2 separate regions of the Mus musculus genome follow, and region 2 is linked to region 1. A link is a loop called in an ENCODE intact Hi-C map of the cell type or tissue named here. Cell type or tissue: gastrocnemius. All regions are shown on one strand.

Region 1 (8,000 bases):
TTAAAATTTAATTGGTATCCAGCATGAGGTCTGATGCTTAGAAGACAGATGGGAAATTTTTGTTGGACATGGGAACAGAAGAGAAAGAACAAACAGGGCTTTCAAAAATATTAAGTAAGCCTAATTTGTATTTTCCAGAGGAAAGAAGCAGAGTAACAGGTTTGTATTGCCTTGGGCAGAACCATATCTTCTAAGGAGTTGGCTGTAGATGGTTTCTCTCTAAGAACCAATATGCAGGGACTTCCTGGAGAGAGAGAGAGAGAGAGAGAGAGAGAGAGAGAGAGAGAGAGAGAGAGAGAGCGCCTTGATTACTGGAATCCCAGATCTCAGAAGGCCTTGGTGGACAAACAGCCCTGACACATTATTGCACATCCTGTGTCCTCTTTTTGTTGTAGCCAGACTACATACATTCTGCCCACTGTGTTGTCTCCTAGAGCCTTGCAGGTCTGGACAGTGAAAATGGATGGAACCAGTTGAAGTTCATGTGCTCTGCCTGTGGGTTGGCAGCCTGGTTCCCATCCTGAGCAGCTATGACTTACCAGCCATAAGACCCCCTGCCTCCTCACCTGCAGAGTGAGAGTAAGGACTTAAATGTTGTAATATAAACAGACTCAGAGAATTAGAGCAATGGCTTTATCTCTATTATCTCATTTTTAAAATGGGATTTAACTATCAGAGCCAACCTTGAATGGTCTTTGTTACAGAGAAGGGCTTCAGGGTGCACAGGGCTTAGCCCTGGGAAGTTTCTAAATAGAAAAAAAAACAAAAAACAAAAAAACAAAACAAAAAAACCCCCCACCTGTCATGCTGTTGTTGACCACAGAAAGGGTGCTTAGGGGTCTTCTCAGGCCTGTTTCTCATGCCCCCCCCCCCTTTTGGTGGGTTGCACATTCAGGCAACCTAGAACTCATGTTGGGTCTAACTTCTAGCAAGTGAGCTGCATTTCAGGGGAGGTGGCCTCTCTACATGACAGCCTGAGATGGACTCTGTGACCTCCATTCACAGCCAACAGTTGTTATTTCAGCTGGAGATATATAGTCTCTGAGTGGTGGTGGCTGGAGGCTGTGAGCCCAGGACTGATGGCTTTCATGCTATGGTGGGCCTTATGTGCTAATGTTGGGTTTAACCCAAAGTTTCCAGTGGCTGTTTTCTGCTCTGTGACTCATGAGCATGCTCAGAATAGTCCTTGGGGCCTTGCCCTGTTAGTCAACCCGAAACTCTATGGTGGGTCAGCAGTGTGCGCTTACGCAAGGACTGATAAAAGTGTACATAATTCAGACCATTTTGGAGTGTCCTTTCTTTGCCCCCTTTTTCTTTAACTTTCCTAACAAGATTATAATCATCATCCTAACATTTGATAGTTTTTTGTTGAGACATGATTTTACTACATAGCTTGCAACACCATGTACGTGCCAGGCTAGCCTAGAATTCGAGATCCTTCTGTCTCCACCTCCTTCCCAGTGCTATTCCTGAACCTTAAATCTAACTTAAAGATTTCCCAATAAAAGAAAATGAAATGTTACTTACAGAAAATAAGGACTAGACCGCTGCAAGACAATTGAAAGGAAGGTTTTTATTGGACGTAGGATGGAGAGTACAGCCAGAGGCATCCGGGAGAGTCCAGAGCATGGAGAGGAAGTAGTGCACTGAACCTGACCAGCAGAGTGGGTGTGGCCAAGAGAGGCGATGGGAAGACAACTGAGAGAGCCCAGAGAGGGCAGGGGAGAAGGACTTAAGGTCAAATGGTCAAATGACCAGGTTAGACAGCAGTGAGAAGCTGGAGAGAGGGAAGAACTGAGAGGAGCCAGCTACTGAGCCTGGAACCCAGCATGTGCTTTGGTATGCTAATAGGAACCCTGGTTAGCTGTTTTTTCCCAAGTTTTTGGACCAGACAATTTATACCCTCTTCTCTGCTGTTTAGTATTTAATCATTTAGCCTAATATCAGCTTTATTATTGTATATAAACTTAATTTTTAAGTGAATTTTTTTTTTAAAAAAAAAGTATTGTTAGGGAGGGGTAAATAGCTACTAAATATTGAAAAATGTAGCTTACAACACAATACCAAAATAAAAGCCAGGTATTTCTGGAATCATTTGCTACAACTATTTCTATTTAAGGCTAAAAGTTCAACAAGTGTACAAGGGACAGAAAGAATAGTTTGCTGGGTAGGAATGTGTCATGGCTTTCAGTAGAAATTTTATTTTCTACGTGCCTGTTTTGGTTGTTGTTTTGAGACAAGGTGTCACTATGAAGCCTTTGCCAGCTGGAACTCACCATGTAGACCAGGCTGGCATTGAACTCATAGAGATCCACCTGCTTCTGCCTCCCTCCCAAGTACTGAGATGAAATGCATGTGCCACTATGCCAGGTTTGCAGTAGAAATCCCCAACATTTGAAAATATTTACTAGAGTCTGTAGCAGTGAAGCCCATACTGCCCCTCAGACAGTGCCAATCCTGATCCCCGCCATGATATTTCTGAGCCTTCACTTCCCATGCAGAGGCCTTGTTCATGGCAAGCTTTGGTAACCCATGTCAGAATCTTGTTGAGGCTAGAAGTGGCCTCAGAGTCCTCCTGAATACTCCAAAAAGACATTTACTTCTGGCCCCAGTGTCTTTTTTTGGGTGTCATTGAGACGGTTGATCTTGGTTGCCACGTTGATGAGATTGGGAATTCCCACAGGACCACCTATGAGGGACTTTCTAGATAGAATGGTCGAGATGTGCAGACCCACCTTAACTGTGGATGACATCATTCTGTGGGCTGGGGTCCCAGACAGGATACAAAGGAGAGAATGAGTTGAACACTCTCCATCTCTCACTGTTTCTCGACTACAGATGTAATCTGACCAACTGCCTTATGCCCTCTTACTGTAACCCCCCAACATGATGGACTATGTCCTCTCAAACTGTGAGCCGAAGTAGACCCTGCCTTCACTTGCTTTTCTCAGATACTTTTGCAAAAGTAACAGGACAGTTATGAATGAAATCATTTTCGAAAGCTCACCTATCAAGACCTTCTGAATGCACTCTTGAACAATCAAAACACAGTCGGTATAAAAATTACCTCAGAGCTCCCTGCCAATCTCTGAGCAGCTTGTGAGCAGGAGAGATAATCGGAAATTCAGCTGATCCCAGTTTCCCAGGCCAACCTTTATTGTGGTCTATATTGGTTTTTGTTTTGTTTTGGTTTGGTTTGGTTTGGTTTTTGGTTTTTTGGTTTTGTTTTTTTGAGAAAGGGTTTCTCTGTGTAGCCCTGGCTGTCCTGGAACTCACTCTGTAGACCAGGCTGGTCTCAAACTCAGAAATCTGCCTGCTTCTGCCTCCCAAGTGCTGGGATTAAAAGCATATGCCACCACTGCCCGGCTGTGGTCTATATTGAAATAGACCCATGTGACAATAGATCACGTTACTGCTGTCACAAAGAGGCTTGGCTGAGTGTGTAGCGATGGTGATGAACTGAGAGACAGGTGGACAACACCATCAGGAACACCACTGGAGAAGAATTAAAATGTGCTTTTCATTGTCATTTTTGATCTTTGGGAGCCCTTTGGTGGTGGTGGTGGTGGTGGTTGTTGTTCTCCCGGTCCATACCCCAGTTGGGTCACAGCTGAGGAAGGTGTAGGTTGCAGCAGTCTGGGAGCTAGCCACCCATCACCCAGGGCTGGAGTAATGGCATTCTTCACTTTTACCCGCTGCTCACTGACAACACCTAGACCTTTGAAGTCCAGAGAGGCTGGGAGAACCATCTTTCTGGAAGGAGAAAGATGATTTTAATGCCCTTTGCCATAGCTGCTCTCCAGTCTTCAGGGCCATGAGTCACCTGGCTCTACGTCACTGCCTTGTCTATTTATTGCTTTTTTTTTTTTTTTTTGGTCCGAGGCCCTGGGAAGACAGAGTACAGAGAGGAATGAAGCTGGCCCAGGCCTCTTACCCTTCCTGGGACCCCCTACACAGTCTGCTGTGTGATTAGAAGGACCAGCCATATATACCAGAGTTAGGACCCTGGTCTTAGGCAACTGGCCACAATGGATCTTCTTTAGCCAAGACTCAATGTGGCTAGGCTTCGTACCTTCCACATTTTCACTGAGGAACTGGAGCAATTGGTCAGTTGCCTCCTTTCAACTCCAGTTGCCCTGCCTTTTGGACACCTGAAGACTACAACTCAGGCATGGTTTGTGGGGCTTAACAAGTCAGCCTCACAATGCCAGTGAGCCCCAGGCACGTGAGCGCACGAGGGCTGTGCCGTTGAGGGTTCTGTGGGAGCAGCCCTGTCCAGGAACTGCTGCTACCAGCTCACCACAGGCTCTGTTTGAACAACATCATCCCAGTTTCCAGGTGAGGGAACGGAGGTGTAGAGAGAAGAGGTGATGGAGCCGAGGATACGCCCAGAACCTGTCCTTTCTGGGCTCTCCCTGCCTTTCCTTCTAGGCCTAGAAGAGGAGGAGATGGGGGGTGGGGGGGAGTTCCAGGCCAGGAACTTTGAGAACCACAGACAAGGCATCATGAGATCAGGACATCTAAACAGGGCTGAGCACATGACCCAGAAAATCTGCTCTGAGTACCATGGTCCTTCAGCCAGGTTCAGTCAGCTCCTGACTAGTCTCTGGGGAGCGCTGTGGGGGAGGGGCTCCTTGGGGCTGTGTGAGTTTTACTGCTCAGCTCACTGATGTCTTGCTTAGTGGAGAGCTCAATTCTGTATGCCCTGGGTTCACAGTAGTGTGGTGGTCAGGAGGGGAGGCCTTGGAGTGGCCTCCTAATGGCTCTCCTAATGAATGGCTTAGCTGGGAACTGACAAGCTGAACAGTTCAACTGCATTTAAGTCCACCAAGCACTTCTTTTCATCTCTGGTTAGAAATGACACTTGAACTATGCTTCCGGCTCTAGGGAGGAATATTTTACATACTATGAAAATTATAGGTGAATGAATGCAGGAGGAGAAAGAGACTTATTAAGCACCTACTGTGTGCCAGCCTTCACACTCAACTCTTGGCATTCTCTGGCCTTACCCTCACACCACTCTGTCAAATCATTGATTATAATTCCCATTTGTCAGATGAGGAAAATAAAGGTCAGAGAAGCACTGTGTTGTCCAAAGAGAAAAATGTAGTTGAGCTGCTGGTTCCATGGCCAGTTTTTGTTTTGTTTTGTTTTGTTTGTTTACTGCTGTTGTTGATGACTTTATAGCCCGTTTATACTTGTTGTACTGAACAATGAATTTTGACATTTTTGTTCACATATATCAGGTACTCTGACTATATTCATTCCCCATTACTTTTCTTATCCTCCTCTCTGCTAGTTCCTTTCATCCCATCTGGGGTGTGTTTGTTTGTGTGTGTGTATTCCCTAATTTCCATATAGGAAAGAAAATGCATTACTTTTCTTTTTCCAGAATATGATGATGTCCAGTTTAATCTATTTTCCTACAAATGGCACAGTTTGTTCTTTTTAGCTGTGTACATATTCTATATTCCATGCACACACACACACACACACACACACACACACACCATTTTCTTTTTCCATCGGTGGAGGCCTAAGCTGATTTTGTAACTCGGTTATTCTGAGTCATACAGCAGCAAACATGGATGGACAGGTATCTCTGTGGTATGCTGACATGGTTTCCTTTGCTGTAGACCCAGGAATGAATGGTACAGCTTAATCATTATAAGTCAGATTTTAGCTTTTTTTTTTTTTAAGATTTTTTTAAATTTTATTTTATGTATGTGAGTACACTGTAGCTGTCTTCAGACACACCAGAAGAGGGCATCAGATCTCATTACAGATGGTTGTGAGCTGGGAATTGACCTCACGATCTCTGGAAGAGCAGTCAGTGCTCTTAGTCACTGAGCCATCTCTCCAGCACCAATAGATTTTAGCTCTTAAATGAAGCTCTGAACTACCTTCTGTAGTGGCTGCTGTAGTCTTCATTCCTACCAACATTTTGTAAGGCGCCATCCTCCTTCCTTTACCTCCGCATTTGTTGTTTTTATATGTTTCTTTGCCTGTATGTATGCAAGTATATACTGTGTACACTTGGAGGTCAGAAGTTGTGTCAGATCCCAGAAACTAGAATTGGCGGCAACTATAAGGGTGCTAATATCCAAACCCCTGCCCTCTGCAAGAGCAGCAAGTGTCTTAACCACTGAGCCATCTCTCAGACCCTTGTTTCCTTGTTTTGCTTGTATTTAATTTCATTCTATGTTCATTGATGTTTTGACTGCACATATGTCTGTGTGAGGGTGTTGGATCCCCTGGAACAAGAGTTACAGACATGTGAGCCACCATGGTGGTGCTGGGAATTGACCCAAGTTCTCTGGAAGAGCAGGCAGTGCTCTTAACCACTGAGCCATCTCTCCAGGCCCTTGTATTGTCTTTAATGTTAGTCATTCTGATACTTTCATGGATTAGCCACCTGTCTTCCAGACTCCGTACCACACTGCCTCCTGACAGCGAACAGTTGCTGAGTGTGCAGAGAGCATGGAATATTGTTCCTGTAGCCCTAGTGACACTTTCCCTCTTAACTCCCGCATCACTTGTTGCCTGTTTATGGCCCTGTAGCCAACTGCCTCGTGGTCAGAGGATGGCATACTGTTCTCATTCTTTTGCTCGACTCCTGCTACCTTGGTTAATCATTGGCAGCCATATAGAAAGGTGCCTCAGGAACTCTTGTGATATGCCAGTTATAGCACTAGATGTAGATGTAGATGTAGATGTAGATGTAGGTAGGGGACATGGTTGTTTTGGTCTGGCCCTTGCTGGTGAGAGATGGGAGAGATGAAAGTCTACCATATCCCTGACTTTGGAGAACTGACCCTTCAAAGAAGCATTTCAAAGTTATTTCTGCAGAATGCTAAAAAATATCTGGTATTCACCTCATAATTGGCCCCATTCCACATAAAAATCCTCCTTAACAAGGACCAGAGGACTGATACAGAAGTAATATAAATAAATTCCATTGTACAATTTATAGTAGTTCAAATCAACTTTGTAGCTATTTAAAAAGGCAGCGCTGTCATTTATAAGTAACTGGATAATTGTAGTTAGTTTGAGAAAGTGTGTGTGGCTTGAGGGTTGGGGTTGCCAATCACCAGGGTAGTTATTTGGGAATTGTGACTGGTCGGATTTGGGAGGAGAAGCCCATGGCCGGGTTCCAATCCATGAAAACGCAAGCAGAGTATGAGAGGTTGGGCAGGCATGCTGGGCGTTGGCTTGCTTCGTCCCTGAAAGCAGAGGCCCTCCAGCCCCTTACTGTGAGAAGGCTTCCATTCCCTCTGGTCTCCTCCTCCGCTGTGTGTCAGAATGAGCTCTCCCCAGCACACCAGGTCCACAGCAATGGCCAGATGCACACACTGGGATACCCTTGTGGCATTTCCTTTCCAAGGCCTGGGGAGTCTCCTGTTTCCTGTGGATGGGAACAGGGGAGGTTTTTTGGGCAAGTCTCCATCTTTTTTATTGTTCTAAGAGCTGGGCTAAATGTTTGAACCTTTACCTGTCAAAAATCACTTTTGGAACGAAGCCCGTTTTCCCTCCAGCTTCTTAGACTAGCAGGATGAAGGTATCATATATCCCAGGAAGGCCATAAAGGGGGCTTTCCTGTTAGGACACCCACCTTGAACTCATTCGAAACAGAAGTCCAGGTCATTGCATATTTCATAAGACTGACTCTGACTTTGGCTTGGTCATGCTTTCCCAAATGTGCTTGAAAAGAGCTTTGCGTTCTTCTTTAGAGCAACATATGTAACCCAGATAAAAATAGAACCACCGGACTTCAGGTTATGAGATAAATATGCCCACACACTTACGCATGCATGAGTTTTGAGGCAGCGTCTTGCTACGTGGCCCAGGCTGGGTGTGAACTCACTGGCTTTGAACTTCCGAGGATCCTCCTGCGTTGGCCTCCCTAGTGCTGAAGTTACAAATGTGTGCTACCACACCCCGTTCAAATTTGTCCTTTTTTCTTGAAGTCCTAGAGATGGAACCCAGGCAGGCAGATCTCC
Region 2 (8,000 bases), 69 kb after region 1:
CATGCCAAGCTATGCATGTGGAGGTCAGAGGAAAGGTTTGTAGAGTTAGTTCTCTCTTTATACCTTTACATGGGCTGTAAGGATCACATTCATGTCAGTAGGCTTGCACAAGTTTCTTTACCCACACTGAGCCATCATACCAGCCGCTATGAAATATCAGTTTTACATATAAAGACAGTTTGCTTTTCTCTGATGTGACATACTGCGGTTAACCTCTCAAGGTCGTACTCGTGGATCTTTAATGTTCCATATGTAGGTCGACTCCCGGATGATTTCCTGGTTTGCAGGTGGATCCTGGAGACTAAAGAGCTTTAATAGGGATGAGAGTAGCCGTGGATCACTGTGGGCTTCTTTCCTCAAGATGAGCTTCTTAGGTCAGGCCTTAGGTTTTGAATGGCACTAACAAACAGCCTTCTTTCTAGAAAGCAGCATCTACCTCCCTGATACGCATGTGTCCTTCTCATTTGTTAAGCTGAGATGAAATCTCCTACACCAGTTCCCTTGAGCTGCTTCAGAGGGTGGCGGACTCTCCTGCTGGGAGGACTTTAATGTACTGCCGATTATCTGAGGTATCTATTTACCATGTAATGAGTCTCAGTTTTGTTTTTGTCCTTGGAAAATGCAGAGAGCCCCCTGCAGTTCTACGTGAACTACCCCAACAGTGGGAGTGTGTCTGCTTATGGTCCAGGCCTTGTGTATGGAGTAGCCAACAAAACTGCCACCTTCACCATTGTCACAGAGGATGCGGGAGAAGGTATGGTATGCTTTGCGTGTTTATGCAGGTATAACCTTCCTTTGGAGAGATAAATGAGCATGATTAAAATGTGCTGTGAATGGAAGCACTCAGGTAGTCTCAGGAGACTGTTGTGGGAGCATCTCGTGAGCCCAGGAGTCCAAAACTAGACTGAGCCATATAGTGAGATCGCATCTCAAAAGAAAAACAAAAAAAAAATCACTATTATATGGTATCATTTGTCTCATTATTTTCTCTCATATAAAAATTCATCTCCACCTCAAAATAGAAATGTTTAAATTCTTATGTGAATGAAATCAGATTTGTATTATGAGCTATTTCATGTGACTCACTGAGAATTCACGTGGGCTTTTGATTGAAAATGGCTTTATTTTTGTTCAGTTTGCTTGTTGGTCCCTCAGGCCCTCCCACGAGGTATTTAGCTGTAAGTTCTAGCTGAAGTGCTGTGCCAACCATAGTAGTCACACATTCCTCAGCCTTGGGCTCTGATGGTGGCATCTACCCCAAGCACCGTGAGAGAGACTCTGTGCTAGCCTGAGCACTGTGAGAGTCTGTGTTTGCCTGAGCCCCGTGAGAGTCTGCGCTAGCCCATCCTGCATATGCTTGATGTAGTACTCGGTCTCCTCCTTACCTCTCAGACCCTGGGGTTATTTAAGTGTCGGGTTGTGAGTGCAGTTCACAGTGATGTGGTTCCATGGGCTTTCCTCTGAAGATTGCTTTGTCTTGATACCCGCATGGAATGGCCCTGGTGTCAGGGCCCCCTCCAGAGGCATTGTCTTTCTAGAAATAAAGTATTTCTCTCTGACTGTCCTCCCTCCATATCCCCTCTCCTAGGTGGTCTGGACTTGGCTATTGAAGGACCCTCGAAAGCAGAGATCAGCTGCATTGACAACAAAGACGGGACATGTACAGTGACCTACCTACCCACCTTGCCAGGGGACTACAGCATTCTGGTCAAGTACAATGACAAACATATTCCTGGCAGCCCCTTCACTGCCAAGATCACAGGTAGGGTTGCCCGGCTTATAGGAATTTCTCATGGGAGATCTAGCTGTGCCTAGCCCCACCCCATCTCCTCAGCCTGGGGTAGCAAGCTAGGTTGGTACTTGGTTTTCCCATATTTGGGAAACCTAAGTCTGGTCAGGCTGCCTAAATCCTCCTTTTTTCATAACAAAATAAAAACAAGAGTTACCAACCAGAAAGCAAATTCTCAGAACGAGGCATCAAGGCAATGCTTACAGGCAGAGAGCAGGAACTAAAGAGGCCTTTCGTTCCATACTACATAAGATATCTGCCCTATTAGTTTTCTGGTCTGAAGTTCGGAGAGGTAGCCATTGAGCCAAGTTCACTGTATTCAGAAGCAGGTTGTCCCATTCCATAACCTACGCTTCTGGCTCTGTTCTGCCTGCTGAGTTAAGAACACATGGTGGGTTCTCTGGAAGATGCACAAATCAAGGCTCTTGTCAAGGATTCTTAGACCTGACTGAAGGAGGCAGTAACAGTGGGGAGTAGGAGCCAAGCTTCTTTGGGAATTGCCCAAAGACACAGCAGCAGGTGGAAATGCCTTCTGTTGCCAAAAATTTCTTTAATTTTTTTTTTATTTCATAATTCAAAGTAATGGCTTCTATTATGGAATTTTCATATAGATGCATTATACTTGGTTCTAACTCCTCCTCCTCCTCCTCCTCACTGTACCCCTCCCTTAAGATAGCTTCTCCCCCACCCCCACCCCCCACCACCCCCACCACCCCCAACCCCCACCCCCGCGCAAAAAAAAAAAAAAAAAAAAAAAAAAGCTGGGCGTGGTGGCGCGTGCCTTTAATCCCAGCACTTGGGAGGCAGAGGCAGGTGGATTTCTGAGTTCCAGGACAGCCAGGGATACACAGAGAAACCCTGTCCCAAACAAACAAAAAAAAAGATAGCTTTCTTCCCTCTCAGGGTCCCTTTCTAGTTTCTTCCCTCCTCTTTCTGTTTCTCTCCAACAGACACACACACACACACACACACACACACACACACACACACACACACGGCATCTGATAGAAAGCATGTGGTGTTGGTCTTCCTGAGTCAGCTTGACTTCAGTTAATATGATAATTTCCATTCATTTGTTTTCTTGCAGATATCCTGATTTAAATATCCTGATTTAACTTTTTAAATATTATTTCATTCTATATACATAGCCCATTGAATTGAGTTGTGTACAGAAAGATATTTAGTTTAGTTCTTCTGCATGTCAAAGATTCCTCTAAAAGTGTTCACAGGGATTTGTAGCTCAGATTCCTTCCAGCTCCTTGTCTCCCCCTGAACCAGTCATAACCACCCATTGTCCTGCCGTGGTCATTATATACTCATTGTCAGAGGCACATGATCTTCATACACCTGTGGGTAAAAGATTCTTGACGTCACATCTCCAAGTGCCATGTAGACCATGTTCTCTAGACAGCCCAGCGAGCACATGTAATAGGAGCTCTGTTGCTTTTTCTCAGATGATAACAGACGCTGCTCCCAAGTGAAGCTGGGCTCAGCTGCTGACTTCCTTCTGGACATCAGTGAGACAGACCTTAGCACACTGACAGCCAGTATCAAGGCCCCATCTGGACGTGACGAGCCCTGTCTGCTAAAGAGGCTACCCAACAACCACATTGGTGAGCTTTGGCCAGCATGGTGGGGTGTGGGAGGGGGAGCAGAGACTCCTTAGGAAGTGGGTGATCCGTTGGAGGTTGCTACAGTAAACCTGTATCACACGCACGCTTCCCTATCAGTGTTAACATCTGTGGACGTTGGATTGTTGCAACATAAGACAGTCCTGTTTCCAATTTTGAGAATAAGCTGTATTAGTCACTTTTCCCACTGCTGTGACAAACTACCCTGCAAATGCAGCTTAAGAACGGAGAGGTGTATTTTGACTCATAGTTCAGTGATACAACCCATCATGATGGAAATTTTTATGTGACAGAGAGCAAAACAGATGAATGCTGTTGCTCTGCTTGACTTAATCTTTATTCAGTCTGGAACCCCAGCCCCGGAGAGAGCCCAACATTGAGGCTGGCTCTCCCCACCTCAGTTAACCTAATCTAGAAAGGCCACCCATCACAGACATGCATAGGGTCTTTCTCCTAGATTATTTTAGACCGTGTCAAGTTGATCATGAACACATTCTCTGTCAACCAGTCTCCTCCCCCCACTTGTCCTTCATTCTTTCTCCACCTCCCATTACTAAGCCTCTACCTGTGTTCTGGTCCAGGCATTTCCTTCATCCCCCGAGAAGTGGGTGAGCATCTAGTCAGCATCAAGAAAAACGGTAACCACGTGGCCAACAGCCCTGTGTCCATTATGGTGGTCCAGTCTGAAATTGGTGATGCACGCCGAGCCAAAGTCTATGGCCAAGGCCTGTCAGAAGGCCGGACTTTTGAGATGTCAGACTTCATCGTGGACACAAGAGATGCAGGTCTGTAGGGTAGTTCCATGGGAAATACTCAGAGCTTGTGGCAATGGGTTCATTTTTTCATACTGCCAACTCTTTTACCTCCAAGCATCCTTCAGCCTCTGAGATGTGAGTGCTTGCTGCTACCTGAATCACAAGAGGAGCAGGACTTTGCTTTATAGAGAAAAAACTGAGACACATGGGAATCACCATCCCATCTATTTCTGAAACCCACTCCAGACCCACAAGCTCTCACAGATCTCTGTTATGTGTGCTCATATCACTGTTGAGAGCCTCTGTGTCCTCAGCTCCCAGGGTCCCCCGAGCAGACCATGGTGGAACAGTTGGTGCTTTGGGTAAAATAAGGCATAGCACACACACACACACACACCCCATATCGCTCTTTGAGATGCTTTGAGTTAGGTTGGGCTCTCTCAAGCCATACTACATCCCAGTGCCTTCGTCTTCTGTTTTCTTGACTGGCAGTGGCAGCCACGTGAGCTCTAGACAAAGTTATAATCCCAGGGCAGAGATTGGAAAGATTTCTGCCCCACTCAATGCTCACCAGTGGGATTTCATACTGTTGAACTTTTAGTCTGCTGTTTGAAAATTCAGATAACCCCTTAAGACAGTCCAGGCATTTATTGAGGGGCATACAGTTTCATGGGCCGCATGTTCAAATGGGACATTGATAGATACCTTCAAGGAAGGAATCGTCTGGTCAAAGCCATAGTTGGCAGGTTATCCTGTTGTAGAACTTCTCAGAGCCTTTTGCTTCCTCCTTTGCCACAAGCTCCGGAGCCAAGCTGGATATTGTGTTGCAGGCTATGGTGGCATATCCTTGGCAGTAGAAGGACCCAGCAAGGTGGACATCCAAACAGAGGACCTGGAGGACGGCACCTGCAAGGTGTCCTACTTCCCCACTGTGCCCGGGGTCTATATCGTCTCCACCAAATTTGCTGACGAGCATGTGCCTGGTATGAGACCCCTCTGCCCTCCCTCTGTGATGCTTGGGTTTTGGGTAAATGCCATCCGTGCGTCGAGGTAGACCGAGGCTGCTCACGGGGTCCCTCTCGGTCTCCCAGGAAGCCCATTCACTGTGAAGATCAGTGGCGAGGGAAGAGTCAGAGAGAGCATCACCCGGACCAGCCGGGCTCCGGCTGTGGCCACGGTTGGCAGTATCTGTGACCTGAACCTGAAGATCCCGGGTGAGTGTGGAGCTGATGGGACAGGGCGGCAGCCAGCACTTTGGGACCAAGTACAGGCATGACCTAAAGCACGCTGTCCACCCTGGGGACATTTGCATTTTATACTTTTTCTTAATTACTTAAAAGGGGGAGGGGCAGGGTCTCAATATGTAGCACAGAGTGGCCTCAAACTTGTGATTCTCCTGCCTCAGCCTACGAAGTGCCGGGGCTGTAGGCTAGGGACACCACAATGAGCTTTTTGTCTTTAACAGAGGTTTCACTTAGGACAAATGTGCTCACCTCTTACCGCTTTCTCCCAAATGCAAGCAGTCTTGTTGCCTTGCCGAGGGGAAACAGATTTGCTTTTAGAGTTCCCTTTTCCAATGAAAATACTGTCAGAGGGAGCATGGCCTGCTGATGCCAATGTCTACAAGTGTTTAGGTGGGGAGAACTAGCAACAGCCTTTTGGCCTCTCTCTCTCTCTCTCTCTGAGACAAGGTTTCTCTGTATAGCCCTGGCTGTCCTGGAACTCAGTCTGTAGTCCAGGCTGGCCTCAAACTAAGGAATCCGCCTGCCTCTGCCTCCCCAAGTGCTGGGATTAAAGGCGTGCGCCACCACTGCCCAGCCATCTCTCTTATCTTTAGTGGAAGGACTAGAGCTGCTGCAAAGCTGGGTGGCTTCACGACAAATCATTTTTCACAGAGGCTTCAGGCACTGTGAGCAGGCTCACAGCCTGTCTGAGAGATGACTGGCAGTCTTTGTGCACAGTCACTGTGTCAGTGAAAGCTTCAGGACTCCTCTGCCCACACATTGGGAAGGCAGAGCGTAACGGAGTGAGACAGCTATGTTGGTAAAGTCTTTGCCACACAAGTGTGAAGCCTTGAGTTCCGTCTCCAGAACTTCTATTTGACAGAAAAGTCAGGTGTGACGGTGCCTGCATGTAATCCCAGCACTGGGGAGGCAGAGACAAGAGGTCCTAGGCCCTACTGTCCGGCCAGTCACTGATAATCAGGCTAGTGAGAGACACTCTTAAAAACCAGGGTGGATGGCTTCTAAGGAATGGGACCTGAGGCTGTCGTCTGGCCTGCACATATGCACGCATTCACACACATGAAAACAGATGCAAAAGATGCACATACGTGATCAAAGAGGAAAGGGCTCTTTCCCAACCCTGCACATTCCTACACACACACCCTTTAGCTGGAGTCAAGTACACCACCATTGTTGTCAAGTGTGACTGTAGTTAACATCTAATTACTACAGTCAAGGTCACCTTTTAGAAACTGTTCCCTGGATGTGACAGTACAAAGTTTGTGTGCTTCAAGGTGGACGAAGCTGGCTGGCCAGTGAATTTGGACTTGGCCATGCTTTGGTAAACCTTCCTCCAGAAATGGATTGGCTCCTGTTGCTCCCCATCACCCACCAACAGGAGGTGCTCTTTCTCCTGGGGAAGATGTGGTATCGCCATTTTAGTCTTATTTCTAGGATTAACTTGTGATGTGGAGTTTGCTTTGCTTCCCACTTTCTGTTTTGCAATTACCTTTCCTCTCTCTGCCGACTCTTACCTGAGGAACTCGGGTATCTGCGCATGTGGTATCTGCGCGTGTGGATATTTGTCCCGTCTGAGGCCTCTTTGGCTCTTGGTCATTCTTTTCAGTTACTTGATAGCAGAGGAGTCTGCAAGAACCACCCTCCTCATGTCCACCAGATGCCCTCTCATCTGTTAGTGAGGAGACCTTATCAGTTCCTGGGACCTGGGCCTCTTGGGTGATCTTAGTCACAAAGTAGCATCTTAACGACTAGTATACTTCCCTCCTCCCGGCTGGAGAGGCTGTGAGTCAAAGTGGATTAGCAGGAGTAGATCCTCTTCTGGGTTGCAAGTGGCTGACTAGTATGCAAAAGCATTGCTTTCCTGAGGCTGAAAGCTTTGCTCACGCATGGTTCCTCCTTTGCGGTTGAAATGGCCTGTGTTCACTTTTGTATCTTAATTGGCTTGTGTTCACTTTTGTATCTTAATGCCTTTGACCTTGTTGCCCGAAAGAAGCAGCAGAGCTTGACGATAAGAGATGAAGGCTCTTGGGGCCTATGAGATGGCTCAGTGTCTAAGGGTCCTGCTGCTAAGCCTGATAACACAGGCTTGAGTCCTAGGACCCTCGTATTGGCTGGAGAGAGCTCCTGCAAGCTGTCTTCTAGCCTTCATCCACATGCATGCTGTCGCACACTTGCTCATAGACGACACACATACGTACATACGTATATAAGCTCATATAAATGTAAGAGAGACACAGGTAGAAACAGGTGGGTTTCCTTACATGCCGCAGCTGCCAGCATAGGTCCTAGTGTGATGCTGCTGCCATGTACAGATAACTAGACTCCAGCCACGAAAGCTGTTGACATAGCTCAGTGGAAAAGGATGTGTCAGTGCCCCCTTCATGCTGGTCACAGGAAGGCAGGCCTCTAGCCCACGGGGAGTCCAAGCACCTCCCACCCCTGGGCTGTACCTGCCACAACCTTCTCTGCGTGACCTGTGTGCCCTGCATGGCCTCAAACCTTTGCCCTAACTTTTTCTCCCAACCTTTTACCTTTAGAGATCAACAGCAGTGACATGTCTGCCCATGTCACCAGCCCCTCT

The links. Hi-C counts contacts between places; a loop is a spot of excess contacts. Peaks named below come from ENCODE experiments on the same cell type or tissue, not always from the same donor. Only the 100,000 strongest peaks of a DNase experiment are listed, where the experiment ranks them.
Region 2: it touches region 1 in a loop (4-fold over the local background); 3 of 42 quality-filtered maps call a loop at or near these places.

The regions. Positions count from the first base shown.
Region 1 is chr14:7,856,888-7,864,887 of GRCm38, forward strand. All of the region lies in intron 1 of Flnb (filamin, beta), which reads left to right. Among named protein-coding and RNA genes, the nearest start is that of Flnb, 43 kb to the left of the region's middle. In gastrocnemius, no CTCF peak of the experiment used is centred here; DNase peaks (open chromatin) are centred at 4,617 and 7,195; H3K27ac peaks cover 1,172 bases.
Region 2 is chr14:7,925,758-7,933,757 of GRCm38, forward strand. Flnb (filamin, beta) reads left to right here. Exons shown (of 46, transcript NM_134080.1): 33 at 626-754; 34 at 1,589-1,762; 35 at 3,244-3,402; 36 at 4,002-4,205; 37 at 5,006-5,158; 38 at 5,267-5,389; 39 at 7,957-8,000. Among named protein-coding and RNA genes, the nearest start is that of Gm45521, 28 kb to the right of the region's middle. In gastrocnemius, a CTCF peak has its summit at 6,793; a DNase peak (open chromatin) is centred at 3,402.